Linked DNA regions of Homo sapiens: all the other regions are linked to region 1. A link is a contact called in ENCODE Hi-C or POLR2A ChIA-PET data. All regions are on one chromosome and are shown on one strand. Each heading gives the region's core, a stretch centred on a gene start or an enhancer-like site at or near the end of the contact. The rest is flanking DNA. Distances are from core to core; before and after follow the strand shown. Region 1 holds the start of DDHD1 (DDHD domain containing 1). Region 2 holds the start of MAP4K5 (mitogen-activated protein kinase kinase kinase kinase 5). Region 3 holds the start of SAV1 (salvador family WW domain containing protein 1). Region 4 holds the start of NIN (ninein).

The links. Hi-C counts contacts between places; a loop is a spot of excess contacts on that map. ChIA-PET counts read pairs that join two places held with the same protein, here RNA polymerase II (POLR2A). Pooled maps may share reads with other maps.
Region 2: a loop to region 1 is called in a map of naive thymus-derived CD4-positive, alpha-beta T cell, with 7 times the contacts of the local background. The contact joins the promoter of MAP4K5 here to the promoter of DDHD1 in region 1. A Hi-C loop is called at or near these places in 1 of 168 maps with a recorded cell type or tissue (naive thymus-derived CD4-positive, alpha-beta T cell), 1 of 37 single-sample maps with no recorded cell type and 4 of 50 pooled maps.
Region 3: a loop to region 1 is called in a pooled map, with 3 times the contacts of the local background. The contact joins the promoter of SAV1 here to the promoter of DDHD1 in region 1. A Hi-C loop is called at or near these places in 2 of 50 pooled maps. POLR2A ChIA-PET finds 5 or more read pairs at or near these places in 2 of 52 experiments (activated T-cell and activated naive CD4-positive, alpha-beta T cell).
Region 4: a loop to region 1 is called in a pooled map, with 7 times the contacts of the local background. The contact joins the promoter of NIN here to the promoter of DDHD1 in region 1. A Hi-C loop is called at or near these places in 1 of 37 single-sample maps with no recorded cell type and 7 of 50 pooled maps. POLR2A ChIA-PET finds 5 or more read pairs at or near these places in 1 of 52 experiments (activated CD4-positive, alpha-beta T cell).

What each region holds. Positions count from the first base shown.
Region 1 is chr14:53,151,833-53,154,855 of GRCh38, reverse strand. It overlaps DDHD1 (DDHD domain containing 1), which reads left to right and starts at 1,533. Exons shown (of 13, transcript NM_001160148.2): 1 at 1,533-2,595. The coding sequence starts at 1,758. DDHD1-DT (DDHD1 divergent transcript) reads right to left here and starts at 1,502. Exons shown (of 3, transcript NR_110062.1): 1 at 1,125-1,502. RefSeq lists a silencer at 1,358-1,687 and enhancers at 2,508-2,707, 2,728-2,777.
Region 2 is chr14:50,531,319-50,534,341 of GRCh38, reverse strand. It overlaps MAP4K5 (mitogen-activated protein kinase kinase kinase kinase 5), which reads left to right and starts at 1,773. Exons shown (of 33, transcript NM_006575.6): 1 at 1,773-1,894; 2 at 2,184-2,400. The coding sequence starts at 2,293. It also overlaps a transcript of ATL1 not described here. RefSeq lists a silencer at 1,450-2,079.
Region 3 is chr14:50,666,877-50,669,899 of GRCh38, reverse strand. SAV1 (salvador family WW domain containing protein 1) reads left to right here and starts at 1,594. Exons shown (of 5, transcript NM_021818.4): 1 at 1,594-2,026. The coding sequence starts at 1,933. RefSeq lists silencers at 1,357-1,926, 2,037-2,166 and an enhancer at 2,527-2,596.
Region 4 is chr14:50,829,740-50,832,762 of GRCh38, reverse strand. It overlaps NIN (ninein), which reads left to right and starts at 1,601. Exons shown (of 31, transcript NM_020921.4): 1 at 1,601-1,757; 2 at 2,246-2,299. RefSeq lists silencers at 1,260-1,709, 1,760-2,039, 2,110-2,159, 2,180-2,299 and an enhancer at 2,870-2,919.

The DNA.
Region 1 (3,023 bases), core at 284-2,783:
ATATAGGTGGCCAGACACCTATTCAAACCCTGTAGAATGAATGCTTTTACAGCTAGTAAACAGACCAAAGCCCATACCCAATATCATATGCTGCATATTGTCAATAGAAATACTGGAGGAGCAACTGGGAAGCAGGCACTCAGAAATTTTTTTTGAGTGGTAAAGAGGGTCCTGATCTTAGATGCTTTCAGTCAGAGCTGCAGTATACAGTTGGATAGGTTGTTCACTGCACAAGGTTAACCAGCTAAGGGCACTAATTGGGGCAGAAAATCCAGCCTGTATTCTACTTGACAAGCCATCAACTCCAACACCGCTCTGTATCTGCCCACAGGAAGCAATGCCTTTTTTCAAATTCCTACAAAGGCCCTGTACAAACTTCAGATAGTCTTGATTTAAATAATGACAGAGTAATAATGTCTGACAGGTTACATCTCAGGAGCAAGAAAAATTGCCCTACCAATCTGATTCCACCAGAGAGTAAAAGAAATAGTGAAGACTGTCTATTCTTAAAATGAAAACACTGAGGTTGGAGATGGTTTTTCTCTGGATTCTCAACATAGGGTGATGTGCTTACAAAATAATTTTTTTTAAATAAAAAAGACCCACATAAGGGAGCCTCTGTATTCAACTTGATCCCAGAATATGAGTTACAGAATCAGAGATGCATAAAAATCTGGAAGAAACCTTAAAGTTCATAGAATTCCATTGCTAGAAGGAACTTTAGATATCATCTGGTCCAAGAATCTTAATTTTACAGATGAGGAAACCAAAAAGATCAGGAAGATTATGTGATTTGCCTGTGGATGGTTAGCAAAGCTAAATCTAGAACCTGGTTGTTTTCTACCTCTCAATCGAACACTCTTTACCACAGCTGGTTGGACTTGACATCATTATAATCAACTAAGACTGATTGCGCACCCACTGTGTGGGAGAGGCTGACATGGACTTGGTTTCCATCAAGGGCCTAGCAATGAGGTTGAGAAAACAGGAAATCCAAGCATCAAAAGATAAGTAATAATATGAGATGGCATATGAAGCAAGGTTTAGATTCCAGTTTCCCAGTGGGAGTGGTGACACCAAGGTGAGTGATGGGTGTGGGGTGGAGTGCCCTCGTATCCACCCACCTATGCGTCCTGGTTCTGTCTGGAGGCACCAGGGCCAGGTGACAAAACGTCCAGGCGAGGCCGCAGTAGGGCCTAAGGTCAAAAAGAGCAATGCTGAATCCTACATCCTGGGGCCCTCCTAACACGTAGCTTAAGGCTCTGGGCTCATGACCCACATTGTAAGGATGAGTGGGGTAAAGCCTATCCACATCTGGGCTGTGAATTCCAGAAGCGGGGGACCGAGGCAGCTGTGCATGAAGACCGCAAGGAAGGAGGAAGGGAGCCGAGGAGGCCCAAGAGCGGCGGGCGACCTGACACCACCCTGCCCTCCCAGCCAGAGGGGCAGGGGGGAACCCCGCGCGCGGCGCCGGTGCAGCCCGGGCTTCCGGGGCGGCGCACGCGGCCGGGGGGCGGGGCGGGGGCCGAAGCACCGCCTACGTCGGGCTGCGTGACAATGGGGCCGGCGGCAGAACGCAGCTGCGGCGGCTGCGGGTCTCGTGGGGGCGGAGCGGTCGCCGCTGCCGCCGCAGCTCGGGTCGGGATTTGAAAGATTAGAAACTTCGGGTGGAGAGGGCGGCGGCGTTGAATGTGTGGCGGAAGCGCTGGGGGTCACGGCTCCGCGCGCCGCCGGACAGCCGGCGGCGTCTCCACAGCATGAATTACCCGGGCCGCGGGTCCCCACGGAGCCCCGAGCATAACGGCCGAGGCGGCGGCGGCGGCGCCTGGGAGCTGGGCTCAGACGCGAGGCCAGCGTTCGGCGGCGGCGTCTGCTGCTTCGAGCACCTGCCCGGCGGGGACCCGGACGACGGCGACGTGCCCCTGGCCCTGCTGCGCGGGGAACCCGGGCTGCATTTGGCGCCGGGCACCGACGACCACAACCACCACCTCGCGCTGGACCCCTGCCTCAGTGACGAGAACTATGACTTCAGCTCCGCCGAGTCGGGCTCCTCGCTGCGCTACTACAGCGAGGGTGAGAGCGGCGGCGGCGGCAGCTCCTTGTCGCTGCACCCGCCGCAGCAGCCTCCGCTGGTCCCGACGAACTCGGGGGGCGGCGGCGCGACAGGAGGGTCCCCCGGGGAAAGGAAACGTACCCGGCTTGGCGGCCCGGCGGCCCGGCACCGCTATGAGGTAGTGACGGAGCTGGGCCCGGAGGAGGTACGCTGGTTCTACAAGGAGGACAAGAAGACCTGGAAGCCCTTCATCGGCTACGACTCGCTCCGCATCGAGCTCGCCTTCCGGACCCTGCTGCAGACCACGGGTGCCCGGCCCCAGGGCGGGGACCGGGACGGCGACCATGTGTGCTCCCCCACGGGCCCAGCCTCCAGTTCCGGAGAAGATGACGATGAGGACCGCGCCTGCGGCTTCTGCCAGAGTACGACGGGGCACGAGCCGGAGATGGTGGAGCTTGTGAACATCGAGCCTGTGTGCGTGCGGGGCGGCCTCTACGAGGTGGATGTGACCCAAGGAGAGTGCTACCCGGTGTACTGGAACCGTGAGTAGCGGGCCGGGGTTAGGGCAGGACGGGCTGCCCCTGCATGGGCCGATGCGCACCGGTGTGGGTTTGGGACTGGTCGCCGCGAAGAGGGAGGCGCGTGAGGCCTGGCGTTTGGCTGGGGCAGGATGGAGATTGAGCAGGGAGCGTCGGCAGCTGAAGGGTAAACGAGCAGATGGCAAAACCCAAGCTGCCTGGGGTCAGGAGGACTGGATACCTTCGGGGGTAGCGCCTCCTGGGTGAGCCGGGTGCTGCTGCCATCCCCTGGAAGTGATCCAGGACCGGATCCGCAGCCCGAGGTTTAATTTCGTGATCCTACCAGCTTTGTCCACCTGGGGATCTGGTTCTGTCTCATTTACCCTAAACAGCCTATGATTTAAATAGCGGCACGTCTTCTGGAGTAGGAAGGTTTGAGAGGATCTGCTCGA
Region 2 (3,023 bases), core at 524-3,023, 2.6 Mb after region 1:
TCCTCTGGTTGGCCGATTTGTCACACTGTTCTGGTTTCGTATTTTCCTTCTCTTTAACGTCATACTAGTTTGCCCACTTATTTTTATCTTGTTTTATAGTAAGTGTTTTCTGTGTGCTGCCTGAAATTCCCTGGAGTAACGCAAGTGTAAACATGTAAGAATAAATATATTTCAGACTAGATAAAGGATCAGTGCTTATATGGCCAGAGGAAAAAAATCTCAAATGAATCTATGACAGTAAACAAGTGCTAAGATACCAATAGAACATTTGAAGAGATTTTGAGTCATCGAAGCCAAAAGTATGTGCCCACCAAAACAAGTGCCAAGAATCTTTGAAAGAAGGAACTGTTCTTCAACAATTTTTTCAATGCAGCAAACACATAGGCTTTGTCCATGGAGCATGTAAGTCTGGGCTTACTTATGTTCCCCAAATAAGTGCCCTTTGTGTGTGGAGCACAAGAAAATACATATATGCCCTGTCCTGTTAAGGTGCGAATTTAATTTCTACATTATACAATTATCAACAATAAGGAGTATTGTCAATTACTCCTTATTATACATTATACAATTATCAACAATAAGGAGTATTTTAATTCTCAAGAGCAGAATTAAAAATTGGATGTTCAAAGCCACAAGCCAACATCTCCAACTTGCTCTTTTATGATGTTTCAGTCACTAAATGCAGTGGCTGAGTGTTATCTGGCTTTTCTGTTCAAATTCTCTATGAGGCTCTAGAAATAACTTAGCCAGTATAATGTAACACTGGCAACTTAATTTCTACCTTCAGAGCAAGACTGGAACTGAAACTGCAAAACAGCTTGTGAAATATCAGCCAAATTACTTCCCCGAACTCCTGTTCCATATATGCTGTGCATTGTTAAGTATTTTAAGACCTCTTATATTCGATAACCCCCCTTACTATCCTGTAAAACGCTTTATAAACACTTTCCTGGGTGTCAGATGCAAAATCTTACCCTCTTCAAGCTGCAGATAAGGACACCGAGATGTTGCCAAATATGCTGTTTTGTCCCAGAGCACATACTGAGGAAGTGGTAGAACCAGAACCAGTCTGTGACCCCTTTGTTTTACTTTTGCGGAACTCCTGGTCTCATTAAAGGTGCAATACCAGCGATGAGACACTGCGTGTGCCCAACAGGGACAAAGGTCATTGAGCAGTCCTAGGAATTCAGACTTTCAGAAATGTCTCAGAAGAACTAAGTAGAAGGCAGGTTGTGCAGGTGTGCAGTGCAGCCTCAAACTGGTACCACCGGGATCGGTTTGCAAAACAGGAAGGTGCAGTAGGGTGTGCCGGGACTTAGTTAACCTGGCACTCCCCCACCTCCTTCCCCGGCGCCCCGCTGCCAGGTTACTTCTGGCCCGGTGCCCTTAACGTACCTTTTCCGTGTTTAACTTGGAGGGCTACGTTCCCATCGCCCTTCTTCCTCTACCCGTCACCCTACAGGCCTACCTGACAAATGTGGGGACGGTTTAGCCAAGGCCCGTTGGCCCACGAATGCCCAGGCGTGTGCCTTATTTCTGAGAGTGGGAGGGAGACAGCCCAGGCCCTGCAAGGACGCGCCCGGCTAGGGGGGCGCGGTGGCGCGGTCGGGAGGGTGTTGTGTTCTCAGCAGGCCTCAGGGCGGCACTCTGGTTCTGCGGCCGGAGTGCTCGGGCGGGCCGCTGGGCGCCGACCCATGCTGGCTGGGAACGTGTCTCCCGGTGACGCAGCCCCGGGTGGGGAACGTGGTGCGGCGGCGGCGGCGGCGGCGACTGTACGCGCCTCCGCCGCCCCCGAGAGGACGCGCCGTGCAGCGGCTGAGTGGCGGCGGCGGCGACGGCAAACCCGGAGCTGCCGGCCGGCGCGCGGGAGGAGGACGCGGGTGCGGTCTAGGAAGTAGGTCCCGGGCTCCGCGCTCAACAAAGACGGGGCCGCCCCCATTAGGTACGGAGCCGGCCCTGGGCCCCGGCTGGCGGGGAGGCCTCGTCGGGCAGTTCGCGGGCGGCCGGGGAGGGGGAAGGGCCGCAGACCGAACGGGGATACGGGGCGCCGGGGGCCCTTCCAGGCCCCTTTCTCTTCCACGGCCCCTGGCGGGACGGAAGGGAAGGGGCCGGGCCGCGAGGGCGCGGGCCGCTGGGGGTCGTAGCCTGCGACGCCAACCAGCCTTTGCTCGTCCCTCGTGCAGACGGAGCTGCGGGCGGAGGCTCCATGTTGGGAAGCGGCGCCGTTCGTGCTTGTTAGCGGGAATCCGGGAGCCGCGGGGTGAGCTGGCGGGGGCCGGGCCCTAAGTGAAGATGGAGGCCCCGCTGCGGCCTGCCGCGGACATCCTGAGGCGGAACCCGCAGCAGGACTACGAACTCGTCCAGAGGGTCGGCAGCGGCACCTACGGGGACGTCTATAAGGTAAGTGAGGCTGGCCGTGCTTTTTTCCTGCGGTCGACTGGGTCCCGGGAATGGGGCCACTTTCCTGCGAAGTATTGGGGCGAGAGGAGGATGCTTTTATTGTTGCCTCTTGGGGAGAAAGCGGCCGGGGTCCCTTTTACTCGGTTCTGAGCACCCTCGACTCATGGCTTGTTCTAATCGCTACCAACAGGCAGAACTAACCACACAGTTGCAAACCGCTGTTGCACTTTTTTTGTGGTTTAAAGGCTTTTTAATAGGGCTTATTTATGGTATTGAAGGGAATTTGAATCTGCTTGTGGAATTACACCGAAGGATGCTCTAGTGTTAGCATGGAAAAATGCTTCATGGAAGATAGACAGGAAAGAATATTGACATTCAGACATTTGCATTTTTTTAAAAAAATTTGTTTCAATGGATGAGTTTGACTAAAAAAGCCATATGAAACCCTGTCTCTGAGCTTTAACTGTAAGCAAACTAATATTGGTGACATTTATGCAAGCATTATCCCATATAAAAAGATGCTTTTCCTGGTGGAAGTTTGATCGTTTGTTTTTGGTTGGCGATAAAAATGTGATATTAACTTGCTGGGTTTTGTTTTACTTTAGCGGTTCCTTTCAGGGATT
Region 3 (3,023 bases), core at 345-2,844, 2.5 Mb after region 1:
AAACATTAACTCAGATCATGTCACTCCTCTGCTCAAAGTAACATTCCTTACAATGGCCTACAAAGCCCTAGGTGCCGTGGCTATTGTTACTCTCTAACTGCATTCCCCATTCGTCTCCCCGTCTTTTCCAGTACATAAACCCTCTTACTGTTCCTCCAATCTGCCAGGAACATGGCCACTTGCAGCGACTTTGCACTTGCTGTTCTTTCTGCCTGGAATATTGTTCCTCCAGTTAGCTGCATGGCCAATTTCCTCACTCTGTCACTTAACTCCAATGTCACCTCCTCATGAGCCTTCTCTGGTCCCTCTATTACCCTCTCAAAAATTGTGAGTCCTCTCTTATTTTCACTTCATCACTTATCACTATCTAACATAGTATGTTTTGCTTATTTTTTGTCATTTTTTTCTCTTTCCCATGACAGTAGGGATTTTTGTCTGTTTTGCTTATTGCTCTATCACAAACGACTAGCGCAGTGGGTAATGAGTATTTCCTGGTTAATGAATGAATTGTGGGAGATCTGCACCAAGGGAACATATGGAGACAGACACTAGATCAAATGTCTCCTTTGTTTGCTCATGGTAAAACATTTGACCATCTTCTTAATCTTACGTGGTAAAAAATTCCATGTCTTTTGTTAATTGTGATATATGTCTTAGATCTCTTGTGAGATGTTTTAGATCTCAGGGAAAGCATTCCTCATTATTAAAGCATTAATTTGGTCACTAGGGGATGAATCCAATCTTATTTTCCAAATGTTATCCTGTACATTTGGCAGTCTTGCTAAGTTATATAGAAGGAAGTAGAGTCTATTATTTTAGATAGAAAATTCCCGGTCCCGACTCGCAGTGGTCAAAGTCTTCAAAATTCTAAGATCATAACACATAACGTCAGGAGGAAATATGTGGCTATTAATCATACTAATGATAGTGATGATGCAATAAAATAATTGTAATATGCTAACACCAATTGTATCTTAAAAAGAGGTACTGGAAATTCCATCTTGCATTCTTCCGTTTTTTCCTGTTATAGAAAAACGCACTCCCTGATACTCAGTAGAGGATCAACTTATTTCTAGTTAATCAGCATGAACGTTTCCAGCAGAATAGATGCTTTGGTGTAGCACTTGCCTGGGAGTCATGGTTAGCATTCCGCATTTTTTAGAGAGCTGAATTCAGCAGCCTAGGAAACATTAGGAAGAACACCTTCAAACAGGGAACAACGTCTTGGGGGGAAAGAGAGTCACTGCCTCCGCTAGGGATCCCGAGGGGGTACAAAAGCAACAACAATAAAAACTCGTGGAGAGTAGGTTCCACGACATGCGCATGCGACGAACTCCCGCACTCAGCGGGGCAGGTTTCGTCCTTCATCTTCTCAGTCGGCAGGACCTGCTTCTCGCTGAGGATGAGTGAGGACAGCCGCAGCTCGGCGGGGACGGCCCGGTAGCCTAGAGCGCCGGCACCCGAGTCCCGCCGCCGGAGCCGCGCCTGGAGCCGCGGTGGGGGAGGGGCAGCGGCGGCCCGCGCTGCGTCGAGCTTCCCAGAATTCCCAGCGGCCGCGGGGAAAGTTTACGGGATGTAGGCGGCGGCGGCGGTAGTGGTAGCGGTTATTCGGCGGCCCGCGGCGGACCATGGCCCTGGCCCTGGCCCGGCGTCGCTGGGCTTTCCTCACGGCGTCCCCGAGCAGCGTCGCAGAGCGGGCCGACTTCCGGGAAGGAACTGACCAGCGACTGAGCGGCGGCCGGCGCGCTTAGCGCCCTGAACATGCGGCAGTCCCTGCGGGCGACCCCGGGCTCCGGACAGGCGGCGGCGGAGGCGGCGGCTCGGGAGGGAAGGAGGCGGCGGCGCCGGCGGAGGTGGCGGCGGAGACGGCCGGCGCCCGGCGCGGAGCCCTAGGGAGGCAGTTCAGCGCGGCCTCGGGCCTCGTCGAGAAGGATGCTGTCCCGAAAGAAAACCAAAAACGAAGTGTCCAAGCCGGCCGAGGTGCAGGGGAAGTACGTGAAGAAGGAGACGTCGCCTCTGCTTCGGAGTGAGTGTCAGGCGGGGCGTGCCCACACCTGGCCCAGGCGGCCAGGTGCTCCGGGGACCCTGGCGGGGGCGCCGGCGGGTCTCCAGGGCTTCTCCTTCGTCCTTGGTCGCGTGAAATACTGGTTTTGAGATTTTCTTGTGTCTGAAGTGGTATTCGTTGATTGAAAGCCCATAAGAGTAAGAAACTTGGGTTAGTCCCCCCCGCGCCTAACCCCCCCAAGAGCACCCCCTAAAAATAACAGACTTCCTCGCCCCACCAGGCAGAGTTGTTGGTTTTGATTACTGGAAGAGAGAGTAGGAAACATTTAAATTGCTTATCACCTAATGCTATAGGAGTAAAAGTAATTAGACAGGGACACTTTTTACTCTTTTAGATGCGTCGAGATGTGCGTCATGTTTGCAAACATTGCGGGTGTCTCTCGACTGTGCTGCAAGTTGTGCGAACTCTGGGGCAGAATTCCTTAGTCCTGCTGCCGGATGCAGACTTGAGAAGGTGAAAAGCATACCGTCGTTCTTGTAGCCGCCACCCAAAGCCTCATCACTCTTACACAGCAGAGCAGAGAGCCAAAAGCCTTTGTATTTGGCTATATTCGTGAGATTCCAAGAAGGCAACTCAAAATAATTTCTATCGTATTAGAGAACCCCCCCCTCGAAAAGTTTTTTTTTTTAATAGGGTAGATCCCACTCCCAATCCCCACCTCCGGTCCCCCGCTGCTTTTCTTCTTAATGTAAGTATTTGATTTTTGAGTTGAATCTCTTGAATTTTTAATTCTTGTGTGTTCAGGACATTTGTGAGGCATGGAGCTGGTATTTTGGTGCTCTTACTGCGCCCTGGGCCCTTTGCTTAAGTTTCCTTCTTGGAAGCTGGTAGTAACCTTGTGACTTAAGTATTACCTCATATTGTAATTGGGAAAGTTAGGTTTCTAGTATTTGCCCAAGATCACACAGATGGGAGAGCATGTTTTTCCATCATAACCACATTGTCAGCCTTCCAGATT
Region 4 (3,023 bases), core at 352-2,851, 2.3 Mb after region 1:
ATTATTGTCTGTCTTACAAGATGACCTCTATGTAAGTATTCTGGTAACAGGTTAGCTATCCTCTTAATGAACTGCGTGTGTGTGTGTGTGTGTTGTATCATATTACTGGATGACTGAACAACCATGCATACAGTGTATGAGTGTGTGTTTGTGTGTGTATGTGTACTTATTCAAGACTGTTTAAAAAGGAGAGAGGAGCATAAATCTCTCTTATTCTGCAGGCACGCTTATATACCGTGTTGAAAGAAGAGAGCCTGGGCTTTTGAATAAGACTGAGATGTTTAAAATTTTTAAAAAAATTTTTTGAGGTAACTGTAAATTCGCTTGAAGTTGTAAGGAATAATAGAGAGATTCCCTATAGACGCTTCACTTAATTTTTCTCAATGGTAACATTTTGCATAACTGTAGAACAATATTACAATCAGTAAATGGACATTAGTGTAGTCCAAATGTCTTATTCAAATTTCATGAGTTTCACGTGCTCTCATTTGTGAGTGTATATTCAGTTCTATGCAATTTTGCCACATATGTGATCTGCTTTTGAATCTCAGTTCTGTGGAGTTCCTGCTGTGTGATCCTGAGGAAGCTCTTTGACTTCTGGGAGATCCATTTTCCTCATCTGCAAAATAATGTCTGCCTCCTAAGAGTGATGTGAGAATTAGATAAGATAATTTCTGTCGAGTTTCTAGCGCACTGGATTCTCAAGGAATGCTGGTTTCCTCTTGTCTGTTGCTTGCTTTCTCGGTAGAAAAGGAATCACCAGTTTCCTGCTAAAATAACCAGACTTGTGGGTTGTAATCCATCAGGCGGATCCTTCAAGGGCAACACATTTAACCCTGCAGCTCAAAAAGAACCATGGCCTGGACTTGGGATCCTATTTGACTGCAATGAGATCAGAAGTGTAGGGATGGGGGAGTGAGAACGCAGACTCTGGGGTAGTAGGTAGGAGGCGATTAATATCGAGCAACTGTTGGGCTGGGAACCACCAACTCCAAGGAGTTTTCGTCCTGTGTGGCTTGCGACCGAGGGTTAGCTTCACCCGGAGAAGGCTGCACAGGGGCGGGAGCCTGTGAGGACGTGGTGGGCAGGTGCGGAAGCCAGTGTAGACCCGGCAGGAGGGTCGCGCTCGCTCTACAGGGTTCCGAGTCACTTCTACAGCCCTTCTGCCTCCTGAACACCCTTTCCAATGTTGATGGCCAATCGACACCCGAGGGCTGGGAAATCACCCCCTTAAAGTCCCGCTTGCTGAAGGCGGGGGCCCTTCCTCTGCGCGAAGACGCTGCGGCCCGAGTGTCCGCGGTGCGGGTGAGTGTAGGCGTGTTGGGAAAGAAAGGGAGGCGGACAGGCAAGGGGCGAGGGTGGCAGCGCCAGCCCCAGCTCGGTGGCGACCTCGGGGCGCCAGCCTCCTACACCCGCACCCGGAGCCCCGGCGTTTCTAACTTCAGATCTCGGAGGCGGGCGCTCGGAGCGGGAGGGCGCGTCTGCGAGGGCTCAGGCGGCGCCGCCCGCTCCTCCCTCCGCTGCCTGAGCCGCGCGGGCCGCAGAGGAGGAGCCGCGCCGGGGCCGGCGTCGCCCTGACTCCTCCTCCCCGCGCGGGCCCGGCCCTTCCTCCCCGGCGTCCAGAGCTCCGGGTGGCCGCGGCCGAGCCGGGAGCCGAGCGCGCTGGGCGCGGCCGTCCCGCTGCCGCCGCCAAGCCCGGAGTGCGCCAGCGGCCATGGTTCCCGCGGCGGCGCCGGGCGCCTGAGCCCCGGGACGCAGTAAGTGGCGCAACCCCGGGGACCCGGACCCACGGCCTGGGGGTGCACGGAGGCCTCGCGCTGCCCCCGCGCCGTCGGCGAGGCCCTGAGAGCCCGGAGCGAACTGGGCACCGGATCACTCGGGGGCTTCCCATTTGGGGTCCGGGGCCAGCGGGGCGCAATCCCTGCGGGCCGGGAGGAAGCAGCGGCCGGGCGGGAGGACGAGGCGGGGACGGGGCTGCTTCGGAGGCGGGAGGAGGGGCCGGTCCCGGAGGCGCGGGCTGCGCGGGCGGGGGCGGGCCGGCGGGGGCGGGGAGGATGCGCGCTGCAGCCCGCGGCCCCCGAGAGCCGCGCTTTTGTAAGAGCTGGCCCCTTACATATGGAAATGACGCTCACGCGGGTCCCCATTCGCGTCCTTTTGAAGGACGCCCGCCCGGAACCGCTGCGCCGGCTGCGAAGTATTGTCCCGTTTCTCCAGCCCTAACAAAGCGTCCTCCTTCGCTTTGCAGAGCGCTGGAGGCGGGCTGCCGGCTGTGCGGGCGCTCCGGAGAGACCGACAGAAGGTAGGCGAGGGCGGCGGGGCCGGGGGAGCGCGCTGCCTGCCCACACAATGGGCTGTCTGAGGTTTCTGGTAGTGGCGATGGGCAGGCGAGTTGAGGACGCATCGCAGGTGGCCAGGGACTTGGGAGGCGCGCTTGTCCTGCGGCCGCACCTCCGCTTCCCCGCGCGGCAGCACCGCTGGGTTTGGGCACTTCCAGTACCCCCGACGCCCCGGCCGCCTGCCCGGAGCTGAAAGCCGCTTCTGTGCTTTGACCGAGAGCAGGCTTGAGTCCCCGAGGGAGCAGAAGGGGTGGTGGTTCCGTTGGCATGTGCCGCCCGTACAGCCTTGTGATTGAGACGCTGCAGAGGAAACTGCATGGGGAAATCCGAGGTGTTAGCCTGGGCTGTCTGAGTAGCGGAGAGCTGCTTGGAGCCCGGAAAGTGGAGATTTTTGGAGGTGTGCGGGGTCGATGCGCGTAAACAGTTTCCCAGTATAATGCCCAGGAGAAGGGGAAAGAACAAAATGACATTTGGTTATTGCCTAAAAGGTGTGGCATGGAGGTATGGAGTGTCGGGGAAGGAAGCTTCCAGCGGCTAGGCTTCTGTAGCTACCGAAGCGGCCCCTGACAGAAGGACACTAGGTGATGGGAACAGTCACTGCTTCCAGCTCTCGCTGCGAAGTTAAAAGAGATAGAGACGGAAAGAGGCAATTTCCCTAACCCCAGCCCTGACAACCCGAGGTGAAGG